Linked DNA regions of Homo sapiens: region 2 is linked to region 1. A link is a contact called in ENCODE Hi-C or POLR2A ChIA-PET data. All regions are on one chromosome and are shown on one strand. Each heading gives the region's core, a stretch centred on a gene start or an enhancer-like site at or near the end of the contact. The rest is flanking DNA. Distances are from core to core; before and after follow the strand shown. Region 1 holds the start of TES (testin LIM domain protein). Region 2 has its middle 130 kb from the start of FAM3C.

Region 1 (6,770 bases), core at 1,379-3,878:
TCTAAAGATAAAGATCTTAAGACCATTCCTTAGTATTATCCAGTATAGTATATTGATTTCCTCTCTACTTGATTGAAACAGCAGAGTTGGGCATTTATTTGGCTGATGTGTCCATAAGTTTTGTGGAAAAGTCAAGTCCAACATTGACTAAAGCACTCTGGTAGAAACAAAGGGAGATAAAATTATAAAGTAATATCTTTCCCCACAACTGCACCAAAAATGCACTTTCCAAAGTCACCAATGATCTCCTTTTTGTTAAATCCGAAGGGCATTTGACCCTTTTCTACAATTTGACATTGTTAACTAATTTCTTCTTCAATTTCCTTTCTTGCTTTTAGGGATTTGACTCCTAATTTTTTTCTTACCCTTAATCTAGCCCTTATCTCTTTTATGTGTTTCTCTTGCTCAGCCTTGCTCACTTGGTGTCTTTGATATTCTTCTCTTTTATTTTACTGTCTCCGAGGCTCATCTCACTTCTTGGCCTTTAATTATTTATTTATGTAGGATGTGAACTCCTAAATCAGCATTCAAGATGTATATTTGGATACTCATTTCAATGTCTCAGTCTCAAACTCAATATATTAAAAGTTGTATCCTTTATGTCCACCACCAGCCCCAAAGAATGCACAACTGAACAAAACCCTGACCATCATCCTATATTTTCTCTCTTTCTGAGCTATCCATAGAGGTGATCAAGATAGAAATGTGTGCCATCTTCTATTCATTCCACTGTCATCAACTACATGTACTCATCAAACCATGCCAGTTCTACCTCCTTAATAACTGTAGCTTAACACCTGAATAACTGAACAAAAACTTACAATTTAACTCTCTTAACACTTATCTACCTCAATTTTATTTTTATAATTTATACATAATCTATAATTATTTTTATATAATTGGCACAGTGATAATTCCAGATAAAACTCACTGAATTTCTATTTCCATCCTTGCCAATGATACACACACACAATGTAATGCTGAGAGGGTTGGGAAGGAAGAATGGGAGAAAGGCAGAAGTTGACAGTTAAAAAAAAAAAGTTTCCAGATGGTTTTCTTAGTGTCATCTCTGCAACCTCATCAAATAAGGGTCCAAAATTTATGTTACAACATTTGTTTGATGCCTTATTTAAATTGCTTTACTGGACATTTTCCATCTGTTAAGCTCTCTGAAAGAAACAAAATTGCCTTGTCATAGCTAGACCTCATGATCCTATACACTTACAACGGGCAGACTTTGCAGGGGCCCACACCTTTCAAGGTGGTTTGGGAAAATGACACAGAAAAGTTTTACATCAGCTGAAAAGAAAAATGCATAACTCATTTTGGTAATTTCAGTTTTAATTCTTAATAGGATAAAGGAAACATGCACATTATAAATCAATGCTCTGTGTTAACAAATAATCAAGTAAGCAGAGTTGCAAGTATTGGCTAAAATGAATTTTGGATATTTTTAGCTACCAAATTTCTCGAGGCAAGGCAGACATACATCTGGACCTGAATATCTGCATTATTAGGGAATTTTTGTTTGTTTGTTTTATATTGTTTTGTTATTTTTAAAAGTAGGTGCCAAATTAGGTCACCTGCTGTCTGGGCAATGTTATTTTTTGCCATAACCACAAATTGAAGAAAATTGACTGCTCTTTTTCCTTAGTCAACATGCTGTGCTTCCAGCCCCAAACATCTTTGAGAAGTTGTTTAGATTCATGAGCAATGCCTCTGTCCCCAACAGGCTAAGACATTAGGCAGGTCCCTGCACCTCTGGAGTCCTCAGTTCCCTGCAAAGTGAGGAAGCTAGACTAAGTAATCGTTAGGCTCCCTTCCAGACCGACCAATCTGATGGTATTAGATGCAATTGCTCCTGAATTAGGGCATGAAATGAATTCAGCTTTGGTGCACCAATGTGATGACTCTGCTTCATCAAAGCCTGAGCACGCGATAGGCCTAGCACCATCTCACACAGAGACAAAGGGCAACCCTCTGCTTCCAAAGGAATGACACAACCTGTTTCTGAAGTGATTCACATCATCTTTACTTTTGAACAACCCAATGCTCAGAAAACAATCTAAGAATCTTCGCTGACTTTAGGGATGTAAGATACGGTTTCTTGACAGTATTTGGGATTGTGGAAAAAAGCAATTGAGGAAAGGGCATCTCCACAACGCAATATTGAATTTAGTGCCCAAGGTCCATCACAGGAATCCCTAACGATCCCTACAATCTCTCTCTCTCTCTTTTTTTTCTCTCTTTACCCTGAAAATAAACTGAGAAGTTAGTATTGGGATAACTATTCCCCTTGACCCAAATAAAAAGTCCTGGGCAAACACAGGTACAAATTGCCAAATGGAAAAAGTTCTTCTCCATCTTCAGCTAGAGGGAGGCTGGGGATCCCAGCTCTTTAGAAGCCGGCCCGTGGACGCCCAGAGAATCCCTTCGGAGACCAGGTCAGGGTCACTGAGCTTGCCCAGCAGGGCGCCGCCTCGGACGCCGCCCCGCCTCTCACCTTGCCAGCGCCGCGCTCGGGCCGCGAAGGTGCGTGCGGCGCTCGGTGATTGGCGGCGGCCCGGAGCTGCCCGGCTGCCATTGGCTGCCCGGCCCCCTTTGTTCCCGGGTCCGGGCCGCAGGCCCGCTGCGGCGGACTGGGCGGCGGAAGTTCGACGGCGCCGGGCGAGTGGCTGTTGAGCGGCGCCGCGGGAGTTCCGCAGGTTTCCCGTGTTCGCAGCGGAGCCGGAGGCCAGCTGAACCCGGCCGTGGGATCCCGGATAGGAGGAGGAGGGGACCCATAGGACGCGTTAACATGGACCTGGAAAACAAAGTGAAGAAGGTAGGGGGGCGCTCGTGGCGGGCGGCGGCTGCTTCACCTGCGCGGGTCGCGCGGCGCGCGGCGGCCGGAGGTGCCGAGGTGGGTGGGGCTCGCGGGCCCCCCGGTGTGAGCCCGGCTCTGGGTCTGCGGTGCCCCGGGCCCAGGGACCTGGCCCCCTGGGTAGAGGAGGTGCTCGGCGGCCCCGCCAGCTCCCCACACTCGGGAGCGACAGAATTGGAAGCGCGAGCGAGGGCGGGCGCGGGACTCTTCTCTCCAGTCTCACGGAATCCCAGTGGTTGTAGGTGTTGGAAACTTTACTTAAGATGTTTCAGCTCTGCCTGTGCCTCCTCAAAAGGAAAGGACGAGCTTAGGGCGAGTGCGGGCGAGACCGTGACACTTCCTGGCTCAGGAAGTTGAATTTCATTAAGCCTTTGTGGTTTGGGGCTCTGCTGTGCTTTGACAGCTCTGATCTCCTCCCTTCCGGCTGGGCTGTCTGGGGCGCTCTAAAATGAGTGTTGATTTAATGCACTGCCTTCGCACCCGTGCTGGTGATAACTTCTAATGTGATTTTTTTTTCGGTCATTCATTACTTGTCTACCGACCGAGGCAGTGCCTCCCTCTTAGGGAATTATCTGTCAAAGAGCGCATTCTCCTTGTTTGGCAGGTAGTCCCAAAGGGCGGTTGTCACCAGCGTCTCAGCGCAGGGAGACATTTTCAGCTTGGCTGCTGCCTCGCAGGCACTGGAACCGACGGCCCTACCTGAGCCACTCCCGGGTTATGCGGAGCCTGGTGTCGCCTGGGAGAAAAGGGTGGGGACCAGACTATGACTCAGAAGGAATGCTGATGTCACATTCGAGTGAATTGCCCTGTGCGAAAGTTCTCCTCGTTCCAGGGGATTTGCTCATGTTTTACTTTGTGGTAAATTTAAGCTAGCTGTCCCTTATCAAATAGAGAAGTTTTGCAGAGAGAGGAAGGGAAAAATACAGAAAACAGTTTTTGTTTTTCTCATACTCATGGTTCCTAATATTTTATCTTCTAAACACAAAGTTTTTGACTTGAGCATTAATTCTATTTTATGCCCAGAACTGGATTTTTGAAAATGGATACAAAATATTGTGTTAGGACTGCAGAGTTTTCGGTTAGGAAGCTATTGACCAATAAAAACTCGAAATGAGAAAACAGTTTTTTTCATTCCTTGCGACTAAAATTCTCAGGCACTCAAAAAGGTATCCAAGAACAGAAAAACATAAATTGTTAATGGTAGCGTGATTGCATTCTATTCTCTTCCCATTTGGTTTCTTTCTTTTTTTCTTTTAAATAACTGTAATATTTTTGGTTAATCTTGCTTGTCATGGGGGAAAAGCGGGGAAAGCATTTTGCCCGCTTAGCTTTCTGTTGATGAATACTACTCTCATTTAGTTTTCAAGTAGGTAAGAGCTACTTAATTTAGTACTTGTCTAAAACTTGGGGGGTCTTGTCCTTGCTTTTAAGTATTTATTTGAAGACAACTTTGCAAAAGTAAACATATTTTGGGCTGCCGAGGATGAACAGGTGAAGCACAGGATTTTTAGGGTAATGACACTATTCTGTATGATACTATAAAATGGCTGATACATGTAATTATACATTAATCAAAATCCATAGAATGTAGAACACCAAGAGTAAACCCTAATGTAAACTATGTATGTTGGGGATAATGATGTGTCAATGTGTTTCATCACTTGTAACAAATGTACTGCACTGATACGGGTTGTTGGTAGTCCGGGAGGCTGCTGGAGACAGGAAGGCATGGGGGAGGTACATGGGAACTTCGAATTTTCTGCTCAATTTTGCTGTGAAGCTAAAAAATGCTTTAAAAATAAAGTCTGTTTAATAGGGGGAGAAAAATCAAAGACATTTTTGAAACTTTTTGAGACAAGGAGTAATTCTGAGGGAAGAAGTTCAAACTTAAAAATTGTATATGCTTGCAAAGGAAAAATCCAGACGTTGTTTATAAACAATTTCCTTAGAGTTTGAAAATGTGGATTATGATAAATAATGCCCTTGACATATGGTGTAATTTTCCTCGTTTATCCCCCACTTTACTTTTAAAAGTTATATTTTCAACCAAGAATCTTAACTTTCTCTAATCCTCCTCTTCTCCGCCTCTACCACCCCAGAAAGAATTCCATAAATTAAAGGTTTTAGAGAGAATCCCATGATATAACAAATCCCTGTTTCACTACGTTGTCTTCACTGATGATTCTTAGAATCCTCAACTGGTAAATTGGAAGCTATTAAAAAACCGCAGAGATGTCCCGTATGACTCCAATTTGTGAGTCCCTTAATAGGCTTGATAGTCTAACAAAAAGTTTCCCAGTACAAAATTTGGAAATCTCAGGAATGTATTTCACAATCTTAGCCATACTCTCAAAAAGAAATTTATGTTCCTTTTAGCAATTGTTTTCTAACACGTCCAAAGAAGGAAATATTACAAGACTATCTGATTTACCAGCAGAGTCCTCACCCTATTTTGGTACCTAGTTTTCAAGTCTCCTTTCTTTTTGACTCAGTTATTCAAGAAAATTTATAGTTTGAATGTACCTTGAGAAAAGGAAGATTAAAAGTTGGAACAAAGATACAACCATTTAAATACAACTAATATGACTTCTGTTTTAAGATGTATGACATTTTTTCCTTCTAAAACTTTTACATTGTTGATTTCATGAGGAATTTCTTCCAGACAGATGAAAAGCATCATTGTTCCACATTAACATTTCATGTAAAAAGAATTAAGGAGGACTGTCTTTATTAAACAGTGATTGAGATAGATGATACTATTATAAAATTCTTGGTTTGTAAAAGGAAAGCTCGTCCACATCAGTTGTACAAATTGGGATTAATTACCAGTTAAAACCCACCATCACAAAGACAAGGGGTTTTTATAATTAGATTTTGCTATATTTTGTTTTGTTTGAAGAAAGCGAGCTGTTGCTAGGATGTGGGAGCTAGTTTGGTTATACAAAGTTTTTGTTTTAATAATACTTTAGAACAGAATTGATTCTATGTCCTTGCCCTGTCTTCTGAGTTACACATCTAGACCTCTTTCTTATTTTTTAAGTCTCATCTTAATTGGCTTTGTGTCAGTATGGTCCATGTCTGCTTGGGAAAAACAGTGGACTTTGAGAAGCAGAAACAGTCTCATTTTGCGGTGAATGGTAAATCATGGCCAACAGCCAGCTGTTTTCCTCTTTCCTTTCTGTGTTACTCTCCCATGAGAAATATTTTTTTTCAATTAAGAACATACCAACAGAGAAAGAGAACTACAATAATTTCCCTTTTACTGCCTGGAATTGCTGCAGGGCTTTTTCATTTTACCGTGTTCATTTTTTCTCTCCTCTAACCCCTTTATTTTGATTAATCCTAATATTTTGCATACTTTTCTTAAGACTCTTATTTCTTTAATTTTACTTTTTAAAAATATGATGCATTTTAAAGATTACATGTTACTAAAAATCCCCTTTCTCTGTATCCAAACTTGTTTTCAAAACCTTTGTCATTAGCCAAAAAAGCATAGTGAAACCAAATGAATACTATTGGAAAAAGGACTAAACTACAAAGATTATTTCCATTGGAAATTAGAATGAGTTATTTGCCTTAGGTAGCCCCTGGTTGAAGTGGAAAAGGCAATATATGGTGACCTGGATGCTCAAATCTACAATTGCATTCCAGGCTTGAAGCCATTCTTGCTGCAAGAACCATTGGCAAGACTAAGGGTAAAGGTAGGGCAAGGCACATCCAGGGCTTTGCTTTAGAGGTGTTCTGCCTCTCTGAACAAGTGCAGAAGAAAATGAGTGGTCCTCGGCCAGGCTTTTATAAAACTATTCTAACCCATGGTGTGATTCATTACATTGGTAGAATATGAAAAGTCCCTTTCTCTTAATTGTCCTGAATATTGGTTGGAGAAAAAAACTATAGTAGGTTTTCT
Region 2 (6,770 bases), core at 2,635-5,134, 5.3 Mb after region 1:
TCCAGCACGGGAGAAAGATGTAGGCTGGGAGGCTAGGCCAGTCTCTCCTTTTCACGTTTTTCTGCCTGCTTTATATTTGCTGGCAGCTGATTAGACGGTGCCCGCCAGATTAGGGGTGGGTCTGCTTTCCCCAGCCCACTGACTCAAATGTTAATCTCCTTTGGCAACACCCTCACAGACACACCCAGGATCAGTATTTTGCATCCTTCAGTCCAATCAAGTTGACAAACAGTATTAACCATCACAGCCTGATAGTTACCACTGCAGTTATCTTGAAAAAGAAAAAGAGCTAAGAGTAGCACAATGGGCATATTTTCTGGTTGAAAGTGGCCCATATCATTTCTCACATTGCAGCTGGGAGAACATAGTCACATGGTCTACTTAGCTAACTTCAAGGGTGGCAGTATGGCCACAAAATAGTTAAACATATTTGGGGGGACGGTTAGTGGTTTCACCGCTAATCTATCATAGGTCACTTAGTTAAAATGGGAAGGTCTTTCCTACAACATACATGCTCATATATAAATGAATTTGGACATTTAAAAATGTACATTTCAGGTACAAAAGAAGTATTCTTATTAAATATGCATGGGAAAGATAGAAGACAGAGGGTGGAGAGTGTTTAGCATTTCCATGGATATAATAACTACCATTTTTTCTGTGCCCATCTAGAGGTCAGTGTTCTCTTTTTATCATTACAGAAACTCATAGGGATTGCTGTCATCATCCCTACTTCTATAGGGAAGGAAACTGAGGCTCAAACAACCTAAGCTCCTTCCTTAAAAAATTGAAAGTAATATATTTATTAATTTTTAGAGCAAAGATTTTCATTCAAGGATGTTGGTTATCATGTCTATGCACAATTCACTGGACTGTGTTGCCTTTAATTTAACAAAAGGGCAAATGAGCCATGAGACCCTGTGAGCTAAGAATGAGCACCACATTTTTCTTATCTTATTTTATATGATTATATCATTGAACTTGATGTTCTTATATATGTATTTAATATATATCACAATCAATCCAAATACATCCTGTAGGAATATATCATAAGCAAAATCACTGACAAACATTTGAGATGGAGAAATATAAATACCTCTCAAAATGTCACCAGTTAGACAAAGTATAAAATAATAAAACACATGTGTATTTATATTTTCATATAAAATATAGATGTTACTGATTAAAACATATTTATTGACCCTTTTCTCAGCTGCTGCTAAGGTTCTTGATCCTTACAGAGAACTTGGCATTGTGTAGAGGAGGGGATCTCACTTCATGCCTGATGGCCACAGGCTCCTCATTCACCTGCAATAAGACCAACTCCAATCTCACTCCTGGGCTCATTCTTTCTGATTATGAGGTGATCGTCACAGAAAATAAAATGGACACCCTCAATAAACAACTGGTATAGGCATTGGAACTTTCTGGCGAGACTTGTTTGCAAGCCTTCCCAATTCCTACTTTCTACCTCTGCATGGCTGAGGTAATAATTAGTTTTATTTAATTGTTTTTTGCACTTATTGTTCCCCTTTACTCCAACTTTCTCAGTTTTTGTTTTATCCTTTAGTGTTTGCATGTATGTCATATAAAGCATCTCAAATTATTTGAAGAATACAGCAGAAAGTGAAGGATGTAAGAAAGAGAGGAGGAGGATGGAGCAATTGAAAGAGGACAAAAGGAGGAATGTGTGGGGAGAAGAGAAGAAAGGAGGAAGAATAGCAATTGTCTGTACTAGAGATTTATTTTGTGCCATTTTTTGTTCTATGAACTTCCACTTACTTGTCACTAATTTTCCTCCTCTAGATGTGTAAATCTTATGTCAACCATTTAAACACACCCAGAAATATACTGATTTCCTTTCTTGAGAGATATTTCTTTCAGAGGCTTTTTAATAGCAGACGTCCTGGGAATTCTCTTTATCTCTTGGAAGGGATCAGCCATTTTCTGTGTCCTATGTCTTCCTCTTTCTTGGCGTACTCCCTCAATTTGGTAGAAAACATCCTCCAAAATATCTCTGAGAAAGGGCCAATGGGTAGAAAAAGTTTTGAAACTGCATATGTGGAAATGTCTTTATTCTATTCTCATGTGTAATTGGTAATTTGGCAGAGTACTAAATTGTAGGGTAGAAATACATTCCAGGTGAAAATGTGAAGATAATTCTCCACTCTTGTCACAGGACAGAAGCACTACTCCAGATATTGCTGTAGAGTGTGGTTTGTTTGATAGAAAAAGATGCAAAGATGGTAACCAGAATCTCATGTGTCTCAGGATCCCCATGAGAGTCTCCTTTCCAGCTGAAGCTTCCTTAAGCATTTTCCAAGAAAGGGAGTATTGCCAACATATCCCTAAAGAGACCCACCAAATTTATATCACCCAGCAGGTGCCAGTATAATAATACACATGAAGCCATATTTCCTAATTAGTCATATCAAAATGATTCAGTTCCAAGCAAGCATCGCAAACTTTTACTATTTGATGCTCTTTTTATTGCACAGTTGCACACCTGCACAGAAGCATCATTTTATTTTCTTAGATCCTAAAGGAAACCAGCCCTCTTTACTGCTAGTGAACTCACTGGGCCTTCTTACTCCCTCTACACTGCTGGCTAGTCACTAAAAATCCTGTCCCTCTTATTCCATGTTGCACAACAATGCTGCATTTTTTCAGCCTTGCTTATAGTTATGATTGCTCTGGTATTAATGCAGTTTTAGTAAAAGTGACGTGTTTTCTTCTTGATCAAAGGCTTTAAGAAAATAATACGTTTCCTACATACTTCCCCCCACCATTTTTCCAGCTGAATGTGGTGATAATGACATTCTAGAGAACAGAAACCCCCAATATAAGAAAGTTCCTTAGTCCCTGATGTACTAAATAAAAACTGCCCATTAACTAGAAACTTTGGATTTTTACCTGAACAAGAAATAAACTAATATGTTTGAGCTATTTTATAGTTTGATTCTATTTTACACAACACCTAATGCCATCCTAATACAGAATGCATTATGATTATTGATGCTTTGTCAGAAATCTTCCTTCCTTCCTTCCTTCCTTTCTTTTTTCCTTCCATCCTTCCTCCCTCCCTCTCTTCTTCTCCCTTTCTCTCTTCTCCTTCCTTCATTCCTTTCTTTCTTTTTCCTCTCTCTCAGTTTCTTTCTTCCTACCCCTGTTTCTCCTAGACTTTTTAGAATCCTCTCGTGGTCACCAGTATTCTGATATTTCAGCATGGTGTATCTTGTTAGGTTTCAATCTTTATGCAGAGAATTCAGTGGATTTTTTTCAATCTGAAATTTTAAAAACTTCATTTCTAGAAAACTATATTTAATTCCTAATTTATCTCCTTCATTTTTCTTTCTTGTAGAAATCCCAGTCAACTTCCTGAACTGGTTCTCTAATTTTCTTACGTGTTTTTCTTTTAATGTTTTTTTCCTCCACCTCCTAAGATTTTCTTCACTTATGAGATCCTAATGATCCCATAATCCTTTTTACTCAAATTCGTTCCAGTGGCTTCTATGTTTTGGCAATCACGAGAGCATAATTAAGAGAGTCATTCTTAAAGGACAGCTGTAGCATTGCAGATATATGCCTGGGAATACTTGTTTTTTGTTTTGTTGTTTGTTTGCTTTTTTGTCCTGTTTCACGTGGAAAAAGCAATGCTCTCTCTGGGAATAGACCTTCCTTTTCTCTGCCTTTCCATTGGCAAGTCATTGGCTGTTGCTTTATTGCCAGTGACTTCAGCATGATCTGTATCAGTCAGGGTAAGCTAGATTACACTACAGTAATAAACAAACTAAAAACTTTCAGGGCTTAAAACAATACAGCTTTATTTCTCACTCCTGATGCATGTCCACGACAGTTCGGTAATGAAACTTTGCTTCTTGTGGTCAGTCAAGGAACTCAGCTGCAAGAGTGGCCACTATCTTACTTGTTTCTGGTTAATGTGACAAAGGAACAAAAAATTTTTTGCGGTCTGGCATTGGTACTTAAGTGCACAGGCCCAGGGGAGCCACACCACACACTGTTCACAACTCTCTGGCTCAAATGAATCACACAGCCCCATTCAAACACAAGGGAGCAAAGACGTGTCAATCTACTCAGCACCCAGGAGGGCAAAACAGGAAACAGTAAACAGTCTAATGACTACAATGACTCATGCAAGAAAAAAGTTAAGTCAAAGTAAGAGTTCATATAATGTATATGTATGTCAATAACCCAAAGTACAGCTGTTTATTCAATAAAAAAACTAGACTAGTTATGAACATCTCCCAGTTGTCTTTGATTTTGTGTATTTATTTGCTTGTATCCAGAAGGCCATTGGTGGTTTTAGATTTTTTTTTATTTGTAGAAGAAGGAAACATTGACTATAATCATCAGCTGCCTTTCTAACACCTTCTAAGAAAAACCTTGGGGTATGTTTCAGCTAAGAGGTGGTAAGATTTCTTAATCATGATCCAAACTGTTTTTAACAAGTTTCAACAAAAACTATATATAGCCAAGAACCACCATCTGTTTCACATATTTTTGTGTCAGTGATAGATGAGGGAAAAAAGCTACTTGAAGTCACTGTCTTGAAGGTCTTTAGAATTGTCCCTTGAAGCCTGTGCTAACATTTTTTTTTTTTTTTTTGCTTTTCCACAATCTCCACAAACTGGCCAGCATTAACTATACGTAAATGGAATTCAATATAATATTTATTTTCAAGAAAAAGAAGGCCTCCTTGCTAAATGGGTCTAAGTATCAATCTTGAGGAGTTTTTTTTTTTTTTTTGCCGTTGTGACTCAGTCTTCATGCCTCCATGTGGAAGTATAAGCATAGAAGTTCCTCAATTTACAAACAGGTTACCTTTCAAAGTGTTTTATTGATGTTCTGGTTGTGTAGAAAACAAAAATGAATTTTCCCATATAAATTACGTTACAATTTGGTGGTTAGATTTCCAGATTTTTATCACAGGAAAGCTTTTCTTCCTTTCCCTTCTATTATCCATCTTCTTCTAAATCCTGCTTTATCTTCTTTGCTAGCTTTGACTGCGTGAAATGGGATTTTAAAGCATCAGATAAAATAAGGTCAAGTGGGGGACAAGTGAGAGGCAGCTGTTTTTACATGGCAGCAGGATTAAGCAGGAAGACAGGCATGTAGCGGCAAGGGAAGAAAGGTGGGGTTGTAGAACTGTCCCTACGACATGTCTTTTCAGCACAGCTTTGCACATAAGAGACTTCAAGTCTGACTCATATAAATTAAAGATTTTTTTTACTGTGTCGTGGAACTTGGCACATAACATTCATTGTCATCATCTGTGTCTGCACTATCCTATCCCCTTGTCTAGATTCTAATCCCATTATCACATTTCAACCTATCTTATGCATAACAGCAGGAGATATCCCATGTGCTAGGTATAGAACTACATGGACAGAACTAAATGTTACTGTGATTCACAGCAACGAGATTTTTTTAAATTTAAACTGGATTTCATTTTGGGTTAGTTAATACGTTAAGATGGTTCAACATTCGAAAGGAAGAAAAGGTATAACAAAAATCTCCCTTCCATATTGTTACTCTGGCAACAAATTCCCTGCTCTAGAATTAACTAATACTGAACTCCTTTTGTTTATCCTTACAGAGATATGTTATGCATATACAAATAAATACATATCTATCTGCCTATCTCTATCCCTTATTTTTCAATTATATAGTTTTCTTTGCATTGTTCTTTCACTTACGATTGTATCTTGGAGATCATTACATGTTACACAATGAATTTCTTGATTTTTTATGACTAACACTCTATTTGTTGGATATACCTACTTTATTTAACCAGCACTCTATTACTGAGCAGTTATTTATTTTTGATATTTTGTTATTACTAAAAATAATACATGTAATAAATTTTCATAAACATCATTTAGAATATGTTTGTTTAAAATATGTATGAATAAATTCCAGGATATATTCAGTATCCACGCAAACGTATCACAAACAAAATACAGATATAATATAGGTTTTATTGGGGATAACCTAAAAACAGAGAAGTAGTGCATTATATGGAGTCCCCTGAAGTCTCATTATTCCACATTAGGGGGTAGGTATAGATGTTCTGAATGCACATTGGCTAAAGTTTCAGCAGACAAAGGCCTACCTGGGTCAGCAGGCTAGATGCATTACAGAAGTACTCCAAGCAGAGAGAGAGCCCCGCGCTATACCATAGTGAGTCTCTAAAGTCTAACACTCAATATAAGTGGTTGGAGTGGCCATCCTTTCCTTGTATCCAATACTGAAAGGGAAGTATCCTTTCACAGTTAGGTATAAATGTTTTCTATGCTTTTAGGGGTTTTGTTTATTTGCAAATGCCTTTGAACAGATTGGAAACTCTCTCTATTTAGAGTTAGCTGGGAGTTTTAAAACAATTTTTAATTGATATTGAATTTTGTCAAACACATTTTTGGCATCTATCGAAATGCTCACATGATTTTTCTTTAACTTGTTAATGTGTTACATTTTTAAACTATCACATCAATCTTGTATTACTGAATTAAACCATAATTAGATACATTGTATTATTCTTTTTATAAATTAATGAATTTGGTTTGGAAATATATTTTTATGCTTATGTTTATGAGTGCTATTGGTTTCTAATTTCCTTTTTCGTAATGTCCATATATAGTTTTAGTATCAAGGTTACTCTTTCCCCATAATATGAATTGGAAAGTGACTTTTCCTCCTCTATTTGTCTACAAGTCTGTGTAAACTTGATATTTCTTCCTAAAGGTTTTATT

The links. A loop is a pair of places that touch in the nucleus more often than their neighbours do. ChIA-PET counts read pairs that join two places held with the same protein, here RNA polymerase II (POLR2A). Pooled maps may share reads with other maps.
Region 2: a loop to region 1 is called in a pooled map, with 6 times the contacts of the local background. The contact joins the enhancer-like site here to the promoter of TES in region 1. A Hi-C loop is called at or near these places in 1 of 37 single-sample maps with no recorded cell type and 4 of 50 pooled maps. POLR2A ChIA-PET finds 5 or more read pairs at or near these places in 1 of 52 experiments (PC-9).

The regions. Positions count from the first base shown.
Region 1 is chr7:116,207,911-116,214,680 of GRCh38, forward strand. TES (testin LIM domain protein) reads left to right here and starts at 2,629. Exons shown (of 7, transcript NM_015641.4): 1 at 2,629-2,824. The coding sequence starts at 2,798. RefSeq lists silencers at 2,348-2,477, 2,511-2,773, 2,528-2,727, 2,868-2,957 and an enhancer at 3,318-3,557.
Region 2 is chr7:121,526,552-121,533,321 of GRCh38, forward strand. No RefSeq gene overlaps it. Among named protein-coding and RNA genes, the nearest start is that of FAM3C, 130 kb to the left of the region's middle. Within about 2 kb of position 3,885, at least 10 of the 41 ENCODE cell types and tissues checked have a DNase peak (open chromatin) inside an H3K27ac peak, as active enhancers do; they include PC-9, where a contact is called at or near this core.